Regions from separate parts of the Homo sapiens genome. Here region 1 is linked to region 2. A link is an interaction called in ENCODE POLR2A ChIA-PET data of the cell type or tissue named here. Cell type or tissue: OCI-LY7. All regions are shown on one strand.

Region 1 (5,000 bases), 530 kb after region 2:
ACGGTGAGTCCCCTCTCCTGCGGCCCCAGTGTCCTGGCCAGCCCTGGGCAGCAACATCAAAGCCTCGGCAGGTCACAGCTCTCCACGTCAGAGGCCATGGTGGCTCCGTGCAGCGACCCCACAGTACCAGGCTGCCGGGAGCTCCCACAGCTGTAGGTGCAGGGAGAGCCGGAGCAAGGACAGCATGTGTGCGCCAGCACAGCAGGGGTAGAGAAGAAGGTGTCCAGAGAAAACAAAAGCTGAGAGCACCGGCCCTGCAGGTGGAAACTCGCTGGGCCCGGTGGGGAAGGCTGGCGCAGAGCGCAGAGATGGACGCGCAGAGCTGCAGCCCTAGCAGACGCTCCGAGTGTGTGCTGCTCCGCTCCTCCAGGCTCATTTCCATGAATGCAGTCACAGCCAGCCCCTCCTACTATCCCCCATTCCCGGCCTCCCGGGGGGGAGGGGAGGCACCACCAGCATTTGCGCACAGGCTGCACTTGCTTTCCTCTCTCCCTCAGAAGCAAAAGCCTAATGCCTGCTTTCACTGCAAGAATGCCAACCTTACTCCAGATGCCCTCTCCTTTCTGCATGGATAAACAAGAGACTGGATCTAGGGGGTGGATGTTCTGTCACCCCAAAGGCACAAGCCTAGTCCTTTCCACTGCCCCGCATCAGGTCAGCAGGCAAAGTGGCACTGACCAGACTGCTCCAACACCGTCCTGGAGGGGCTTCAGGAGGAGTATCCTTTGCTCCCTTCCTCCAGGGATCCCATGCCCTCCACTTCCACGAGGGACACTCCAGCCTTTTCACCAAGAAGGACTCGCCTCCTACTCAGTACACTCGCAGCCACCAATGGTTATTTCTTCACCAGAGGCTGTGGCATCGCCTTTGAGGACACCTGCCTATTATCAGGTTGGAATGTTAGGCAAGCGAACCTTGGGGATGATAATACAAGATGGCTGGTGACAAGAAATATGGCTACAGCCTGAGGATAGCAGCTCTCAAACCTCAGAGGGCACGAGAATCACCAAGGGCGCCTGTTAAACACGCAGATTTGGGACCCCAGTCCCAAAAGCATGAACTCCAGAGACCCAGGCCCCTAAGTGACACAGAATACAGGGTTACTGCAGACCACACACAGCTTTTGACTAAGAAGGGAGGAGATATTTTTTAAACAATTCTAAAATAACCAAGGAGAGAAAGTAAAAGGGAAATCACCGTGCTAGAGCAGGGTTCTTCAGTCTGGGCATTACTGGCACAGGGAGCAGGTCACTCTTTGTGGTGGGGGCTTCCCTGTGCCTTGCAGGGTGCTTAGCTGCGTCCCTGGCCTCTACCCACTAGGTGCCAGCAGCATCCCCATCCCAATTCCCCACAACCAGGTTTGACAACCAAAAATGTCTCCAGGCATTGCTGAATGTCCCCTGCGGGACAAAACTGTCCTGGTTAAGAACCATTGCTCTAGATAAACAATGGAAGAGGGGGTGGAAATCCTAAAAACACTCCCATACCCTCCCTCCTTTCCAGTCTCCTGCCGTTAGGAAATCAGTCATGGAAGGCACCCGCCCCTCTGCAAGCCCTGCCTCCACTGCCATGCCATGGGGGTTGGGCTGGCTGGGGAATGCAAACAGACGTCCTCATCACCAGGCAGTGCCACCAGGCCTGACCCAAATACCCTGGCTCTGCGTTGTATCTTGTCTTTCAAGAAACAGCCATAGTGTGAACAATTTTCTTTTAGTGTCAAGAGAGTAGTACTTATTTAAAAGAATCATACTAAGTCCATGAAAAACAAATTCTAAAATTCTACATTCTACAAAATGTATATTGAGAGTCCCAGTGCAACACGTCCCTGGGCCCCTGTCTTCCTCCTTCTCACTGTCTAGTAAGCCATCCCACCTCTCCTCCCAGTCCAAGGAAGATTCCACTTTCCCGGGATCCACCAGAGTACTCAGTTACATCTCTTTGCTTCTTTCTTCTTGTTCAGAAGCTCATCCTCACCATCCGCCATCCGTCGAGTCTTACCTCCTACAGGGAGAACTCAGATTCCTCCAGCCATGCTCCCTGCTCAGTTTACCCATATTAACCATCACCTGATGACCTTCTTTATCACTTGGTAAATAACCAGGTGATAAATTACGTGATACAAACAAACTCAGTGAAGACAGCCTGGACTATCCACGCTGGTTATCTACCACCATGTTTCCCAGGGATTTCATGTGAGATTAAGCTCTTGCTTTTCAGTAATATCTTGTACTGTAAATATTCTCATAGCACTTTTCATAGTCCTAAGGGCTGTCTTATTTTGAGGTGACATCACTGGTTTTTACACAAATACACATATACACATACACACTCTCTTCAGGGATTGAAAGAGCCCAGCAGGTGAGTTCTGACCCGTGACTCTCTACAGAAGACTCAGTCATCATGTGCAAGGCTCACTATGACTCTCTCTTTAACATGGCCAGCTTCCACTACGCCGACAGAGTGGATCACAGCCGGGGTTTACCTGTGGTGTGTGAACCTAGGCAAAGGCTTTAGCTTGACCCAGGCCAGAGACTGCAGGTGGCAAAAACCTGCACTTTCAGTTAATTCTAGGCACAGACAACATGAGAAAAGGATGTCAGTGGACAAAGAAGTTACAAGAAAAGCTGCAACCAAGAAGTCTACAGTGTGGCCCTCCTCATATCTGAACAAAACAGATGCCACAATATATACCACACAATCAAGCTTATGAAACCACATCCATCAGAGAGAATCACAGGAAACGACTGGCCACAGAATAGGAATCTCAGGACCAACAGAAAACATGAACGTTTTAAAAAATAATTTCTCAGACTCATAATTCAACAGTCTTTTTTTTTTTTTTTTTTTGAGACGGTGTCTTGCTCTGTCACCCAGGCTGGAGTGCAGTGGCGCGATCTCGGCTCACTGCAAGCTCTGTCTCCCAGGTTCACGCCATTCTCCTGCCTCAGCCACCCTAGCAGCTGGGACTACAGGCACCCGCTACCACGCCTGGCTAATTTTTTTGTATTTTTAGTAGAGACAGGTTTTCACCATTAGCCAGGATGGTCTCGATCTCCTGACCTTGTGATCTGCCCGCCTCAGCCTCCCAAAGTGCTAGGATTACAGGCGTGAGCCACCGCGCCCGGCCTCAACAATCTTTTAAAAAGTTCACTGCATGGAAACGAGGCCCCCTGTCAGTTACTGTGGAAGAGGCCCCCTGTCAGTTACTGTGGAAGACACAATGCTGAAAAGACATGGTTTCGGCCCTCCAAGAGCTCATGTGTTACTATTCCTTTTAAAGAAAAAAGAAACAGGCAGCCCGTAAATGCCAAATAAATGCTGTCTGCAAGGTGCTATGCGGAGTGGGGCTCAGAGAAGAGCAGGGCCCAGGTTAGTCCAAGACGGTTCCACGCGAGAGCCTGGGAGAGGGCAGTCCAGGCAGAGGTGGAAAGGGCAACACAAGGGACAGAGTCTGGAAGAGCAAGCTCCAGGCAGACTGTGGTGCCTTTGAATTTGACACCGAGACAGGTGGATTCTATTCTGCTGTTGAGTTGGGCGAGAGATAAAGAAGCTCTTCTGGAAGAGCAAGAAGCGGCAGCCAGGCGCCATGAGAAAGAAAAGGGACTGGAAGCTTTGCGTAGTCTTCACTGCACCGCGGTCTGCACTCCTGTTCAGAAGCGGTAGCAAAGAAATAAGTGGTTTTTTGCCCTACTCCAACTCACACCTTCAACTACCATCCTTATCCAGCACTAATTCCCCAAACCACTACTGACTTCCCATCCTCTTTCCAGTTCTCTCTCTCAGGCTCAAGGACAGGTGCAACCAGAAAGTGACCCTCTGACAAGCGTGCAAGGGCAATGTGCATCAATCATTTTATTTCTAAAGCGGAAAATGAGGCACAAGGAATACATTCAAATCTCGCAGTTTCATCAGCATCCCAAACCCACGAATTCACAATGCTGCTCAAAGGTCCTCTCTGCCCATGAGGCGTCCCCAAACCCCAAATCACCTGGGCCACAGGCTCCAAGCACCACAGACATGATAAGCATAAAGCTTTTAGGCGAGTCAGCATTCTCAATCTCCCCTCCTTCTGTGTCCCATGAAAACAGAGGCCTGGGGTTTTTTTTACTTTTTTCTTTAAATTCTATTCCACTCCTTACACTTAAAAATGCCTCATTATTCTTTAGTAAATGCTAGGAGCATAAAATCTTCTTCAAAGAAGCAAAAACTGGCATCTGTTCCTGCTCTGAGAAGTCCTTGAAGATCTCTTGAAAGGAAGGTCATTTCTACCTGCACCTCAAAATAGAAACAAACTGGCTCCCTGTTCCAGACATCACCCTTACCAGAGTTGCCCCGAGTCCGGGTTTGCAAAAGTTTGGGAGAGGTGTAAGAAGGAGCTGACTAGGGCACCAGCCTTCCAAGTCGCGGGAAGGTCCAGGATACTGGCCCCCTGCCTCCACCTACCAGCAGGGCAAGGCTGGAGCAGGCACGGCCGACCCAAGCCTCCTGGCGAGTGCATCCTTCTGGTGCCAACTCAGTGTGTTAGGAGGGCAGGCTTCTTCTTCTCTGTCTTGGCTGCTCTCATGAGGCTGCTCTTGGACCGTCCCCTATCTCCTGCCCATGCAGGGGGCAGAACTGTAGGAGGAAGAAAGACGAGACCTATGGCAGGGGCAGCCAAGGAGAGCAGTGAGGAGGAGCAGAAGGCAGGCCAAGCTCTGCACCTTTGAGATCCAGGGCAGCACACCCACTCCAGAACTAGCTGAAGAGGTGCTGACCCATGAGAGGGCAGTGAGTCCCTGATATCATGCAGGTGTCCTATGGCCTCCCTCCACGACAAATGGATGCCCACCTCTAGGTGGCACGATATAGTCAGTTTCTCTGGACAAACTCTATTCTACCCCAAACACTGGTAAATCCTCCCCAAGCCAGGCTGGTTCCTGCAGCAGGGCCAGCCTCTCATCTAGACAGGAAAAAGAAACATGGAAAACAAAGGGGACCTGAGCAAAGGTAGAAAGACCCCA
Region 2 (5,000 bases):
CGACATTCACCGCCCCTCCTCCTCCAGCCCAGCCTCCCAGCCTCACCTCTGTGTGTCAGCCATAGGGCCTGCCAGCATTTGCAAACTGACCTTTCATTCCTTCCTCCTCACCTCTGTGCCTTTGACTGTGCAGTGACCTCCTGTGGTCAGAATCGCACCCTCTCAGCGCAGATCAGCTCCTCCTTTTTTAATTTTTTTGAGGTAGAGTCTTGCTCTGTCGCTAGGCTGGAGTGCAGTGGTGCGATCTCGGCTCACTGCAACCTCCACCTCCCAGGCTTAAGCAATTCTCCTGCCTCAGCCTCCCAAGTAGCTGGGATTACAGGTGCACACCACCACGCTCGGCTAGTTTTTGTTTTCAGTAGAGATGGGGTTTTGCCATGTTGGCCAGGCTGGTCTCAAACTTCTGACTTCAAGTGATCCACCTGCCTCAGGCTCCCAAAGTGCTAGGATTACAGGCGTGAGCCACCGGGCCACCTGGCCTCCCCTGGTCGTAACTGCTGTGGGAGTGGTGCCCATGATGGCATTAACTGAATTCGTTTGGGGGACCTCATCTCCCCTTAAGGCTGCCAGCTGGCTAAAGGCACAGCGGTCGCTGGTATACCTCTAGACCATGGATCTGAGGGCATCTTGGAGACCCTGGGATACTGGGGCGAGGGCTTCTAAGGCAGAGAGGAGCAGCCGGGCATGGGCGAGGGGGAGGGGCACACTCTGTTGAGAAGGAAAGTCTTACGGAGCCTCATGTTTGTGCCCTGCAGGAGCTGGAGAATCAGTACTGTCCCAGCCGATGGGTTGTCCGACTGGGAGCAGAGGAAGCCTTGAGGACCTACTCACAGATAGGAATTGAAGGTACTAGTGTGACCTCTCCGTGGCCGCATTGGGTGTCCTTAAGCATGTGGCAGTGATTCAGAATGCTGGGGGTTGGGGGGGCTGTGCTGCACCACCTGGGCCTCGAGGGGCATTTCCCAAACACCAGGCACTTTATAAACCTCCCTGCTCAGGGGCAGGTGCCCAGGACCCCTTGCTGCAGGGACTACTGGAGGCAGGAGAGGTCCGGGGGAGGTCCACGGCTCAGTCGACCATGCCTGGCCTTTCTTGCTCAGCCATCCATACCCAGGCCCGTAAGGCTGCGGGCTGTGGTTGGCATAGGGAGGTGAAGTGAACAGAGGAACGTTCCCCATCCGCTGCTGAATGTGGAATGCGGTCACTATTCCTAAAAAGCAATACTTTGGGAGGCCGAGGCAGGTATATCACTTGAGGCCAGGAGTTCAAGACCAGCCTGGCCAACATGGCAAAACCCTATCTCTACAAAAAAATACAAAAATTAGCTGGACACCTGTAATTCCAGCTACTCGGGAACCTGAGGCATGAGAATTGCTTCAACCTGGGAGGCAGAGGTTGCAGTGAGCTGAGATTACATCATTGCATGCCAGCCTGGGTAACAGTGAGACCCTGTCTCAAAAAAAAAAAAAAGCAATGAAGCCTCTTTTTTTTTTGAGACTGAGTCTTGCTCTGTTGCCCAGGCTGGAGTGCAGTGGCGCGATCTCAGCTCACTGCAACCTCTGCTTCCCGGGTTCAAGCGATTCTCCTGACTCAGCTTCCTGAGTAGCTGGGACTATAGGCGCACCTCTCCACACCCAGCTGATTTTTGTATTTTTAGTAGAGATGGGGCCACCATGTTGGCCAGGATGGTCTCCATCTCTTGACCTCGTGATCTGGCTGCCTCGGCCTCCCAAAGTGCTGGGATTACAGGCATGAGCCATCGTGCCTGGCCGCCTTTTCTTTCTTTCTTTTTTTTGTTTTTGAGACAGAGTTTCGCTCTTGTTGCCCAGGCTGGAGTGCAATGGCATGATCTCGACTCACCGCTAACTTCGCCTCCTGAGTTCAAGTGCTTCTCCTGCCTCAGCTTCCTGAGTAGCTGGGATTACAGGCATGCGCCACCACGCCCTGCTAAGTGTTTTGTATTTTTTTTTTTTTTTAGTAGAGATATGGTTTCTCCATGTTGGTCAGGCTGGTCTTGAACTCCTGACCTCAGGTGATTCGCCCTCCTCGGCCTCCCAAAGTGCTAGGATTACAGGTGTGAGCCACCATGGCTGGACTTTTTTTTTTTTTTTTTTTTTGAGACGGAGTTTTGCTCTTGCTGCCCAGGCTGGAGTGCAAAGGTGCAATCTCGGCTCACTGCAACCTCCACCTCCCAGGTTCAAGCGATTCTTCTGCCTCAGCCTCCTGAGTAGCTGGGATTACAGGCCTGTGCCACCAAGCCCAGCTAATTTTGTATTTTTAGTAGAGATGGGGTTTCTCCATGTTGGTTAGGCTGGTCTCAAACTCCCGACCTCAGGTCATCCACCTGCCTCGGCCTCCCAAAGTGCTGGGATTACAGGTATGAGCCACCGTGCCTGGACTTTCACCTTTTCTTTCTTTAAAGAAATCTGGACTTGGGAACCTGTAAACTAGTGAAGTCTTAAGGTCCATTTCCATCTCTACCCTGTATCTGCAAAGTGCTGTACCACGATCTGAACACCTGGTAATGCATCCGTGCTGGGATGGGGAGCAGGCCCCGAGGAGGAAGTGTAGGTGAGGACGCAGCCAACCATGCTTGGCAAATTAGCTCTGTTGCAGCAGGCTCAACACAGCCTTTCAGAGGCAGATGCCTGGGCTCCTGGGCTTGGTGGTTTTCTAAGCGGAGAGAACCCAGGAGGAGGAACAGACTTGTTAGAAGTGTATTCCAGCAATTCCACCATCCTCCTGTCTCAATAGATTGGGGGGGAGCTGTTTCCTGGGCTCTTCATGTTCCTTGCTGTGCTCAGCTCTGATCCAAATTCATCTCTATTTGCTCGATAAATACATGAGTGTGGTGAAACATACAAGAGCTGTAAGCAGCCAGGCGTGGTGGCTCATGCCTGTAATCCCAGCACTTTGGGAGGCCGAGGCGGGCGGATCATGAGGTCAGGAGATCGAGACCATCCTGGCTAACACGGTGAAACCCCATCTCTACTAAAAATATAAAAAATTAGCCAGGCATGGTGGCGGGCGCCTCTAGTCCCAGCTACTCAGGAGGCTGAGGCAGGAGAATGGTGTGAACCTGGGAGGTGGAGCTTGCAGTGAGCCGGGATCGCGCCACTGCACTCCAGCCTGGGCGACAGAGCGAGACTCTGTCTCAAAAAAAAAAAAAAAAAAAAAAAAAAAAGCTGTAAGCAAACCTATTTGCCTGTCTTAATTGTCTTGAGTGATAAAAAGAGCTGACCCTATTGAGAAAGAATGTCAGATGTAAAAAGCACGCACTATTGAAACTTCAAGTCATATGAATGAAAGAAAATTAAAAGGAAAGGATTAAAAAGGAAAAAAAAAAAAGAGGCCAGGAACTGTCACACACGCCTGTAATCCCAGTACTGTGGGAGGTCAAAGCACGAGGATCCTTTGAGGCCAGGAGTTTGAGACCAGCCTGGGCAACATAGCAATAACCTGCCTCTACAAAAAATTTAAAGGCCAGGCGTGGCAGCTCACGCATGTAATCCCAGCACTTTGCGGGGCTGAGGTGGGCAGATCACAAGGTCAGGAGATTGAGACCATCCTGGCTAACACGGTGAAACCCTGTCTCTACTAAAAATACAAAAAATTAGCTGGGCGTGGTGCGGGCACCTGTAGTCCCATCTACTCTGGAGACTGAGGCAGGAGAATGGCTTGAACCCAGAAGGTGGAGCTTGCAGTGAGCTGAGATCATGCCACTGCACTCCAGCCTGGGCGACAGAGCGAGACTCCATCTCAAAAAAAAAAAAAAAAATTTAAAAATTAGCAGGGTGCCGTAGTGTGCACCTGCAGTTCCACCTACTTGAGAGGCTGAAGTGGGAGGATTACTGCTGCCTTGGAGTTCAAGGCTGCATATTTCTTTATGTATTGGGTTTTTTTTTTTTTTCTTTGAGACAAGGCCTCGCTTTGTCACCCAGGCTGGAGTGCAGTGGCGTGATTTTGGCTCATTGCAACCTCTGCCTCCTGGGTTCAAGCCATTCTTGTGTCTCACATTCTTGTGTTTCAGCCTCCCGAGTAGCTGGAATTTACAGGCGCGTGCCACCACGCCAGCTAATTTTGTATTTTTAGTAGAGGCGGGGTTTCACCATGTTCGCCAGGTTGGTCTGGGACTCCTGGCCTCGAGTGATCTGCTCGCCTCCCAAAGTGCTGGGATTATAGGCGTGAGCCACACTTTGCCTTCTTTGCACCAGGGAGAATTATATTTTTTCTCATTTTTTATTTGTATTCGTCCTTACAATGCCAGCCTGTTAACTTGCAATGAGGGATGTTCGCTTTTAATGAGTAGACAGCCTCATCCCCATCAAGGCCTGGCCGCCCTCATCTGGGCTCAGGGAGAACAAAGTCTAACTGCTGTGTGAGTATGGTCAGGGCGCAGGAGGCTGGCAGAGAGGGGGTTTAAGAACCATTTCCTTTACCACTAGCTTTTAAATTAGTTTTACTGTGACCTTCAGTAAAAATACTTTTTTTTTTTTAAGACGGAGTTTTGCTCTTGTTGTCCAGGCTTGGAGTGCAATGGCGCAATCTCGGCTCACCGCAACCTCCGCCTCCCAGGTTCAAGCGATTCTCCTGCCTCAGCCTCCTGAGTATCTGGGATTACAGGCATGTGCCACCACGCCTGGCTGATTTTTTATTTTTAGTAGAGACGGGGTTTCTCCATGTTGGTCAGGCTGGTCTCAAACTCCCGACCTCAGGTGATCCACCTGCCTCAGCCTACCAAAGTGCTGGGATTACAGGCGTGAGCCACCGTACCCGGCCCAAAAAAATACATTTTACAGTCAGCAAAATGCTGTATATATTTTTTATCCAGATACAAAAGTTCAAATTCTGTATGATTTCATTTAAATGAGGTCCCTAGAGAAGTCAAATTAATAAAGACAAGAAATGGAATGGTGGTTGGTAGGGGCAAGGGGAGGGAGGAATGGGGAGTGAGTGTTTAAAGGGGACAGTTTCTTTCTTTTTTTTTTTCTTTTGAGACA

The links. Peaks named below come from ENCODE experiments on the same cell type or tissue, not always from the same donor. Only the 100,000 strongest peaks of a DNase experiment are listed, where the experiment ranks them.
Region 1: POLR2A ChIA-PET joins it to region 2 with 5 read pairs; 1 of 35 experiments calls an interaction of 5 or more read pairs at or near these places.

The regions. Positions count from the first base shown.
Region 1 is chr17:78,723,215-78,728,214 of GRCh38, forward strand. All of the region lies in intron 1 of CYTH1 (cytohesin 1), which reads right to left. Among named protein-coding and RNA genes, the nearest start is that of CYTH1, 57 kb to the right of the region's middle. RefSeq lists enhancers at 371-876, 2,204-2,253, 2,624-2,703. In OCI-LY7, a CTCF peak has its summit at 1,331 (motif pointing right); a DNase peak (open chromatin) is centred at 2,548; H3K4me3 peaks cover 850 bases; H3K27ac peaks cover 3,324 bases.
Region 2 is chr17:78,190,215-78,195,214 of GRCh38, forward strand. It overlaps AFMID (arylformamidase), which reads left to right. Exons shown (of 11, transcript NM_001010982.5): 2 at 756-846. Among named protein-coding and RNA genes, the nearest start is that of AFMID, 5.4 kb to the left of the region's middle. In OCI-LY7, a CTCF peak has its summit at 150 (motif pointing left); a DNase peak (open chromatin) is centred at 2,577; H3K4me3 peaks cover 1,761 bases; H3K27ac peaks cover 2,759 bases.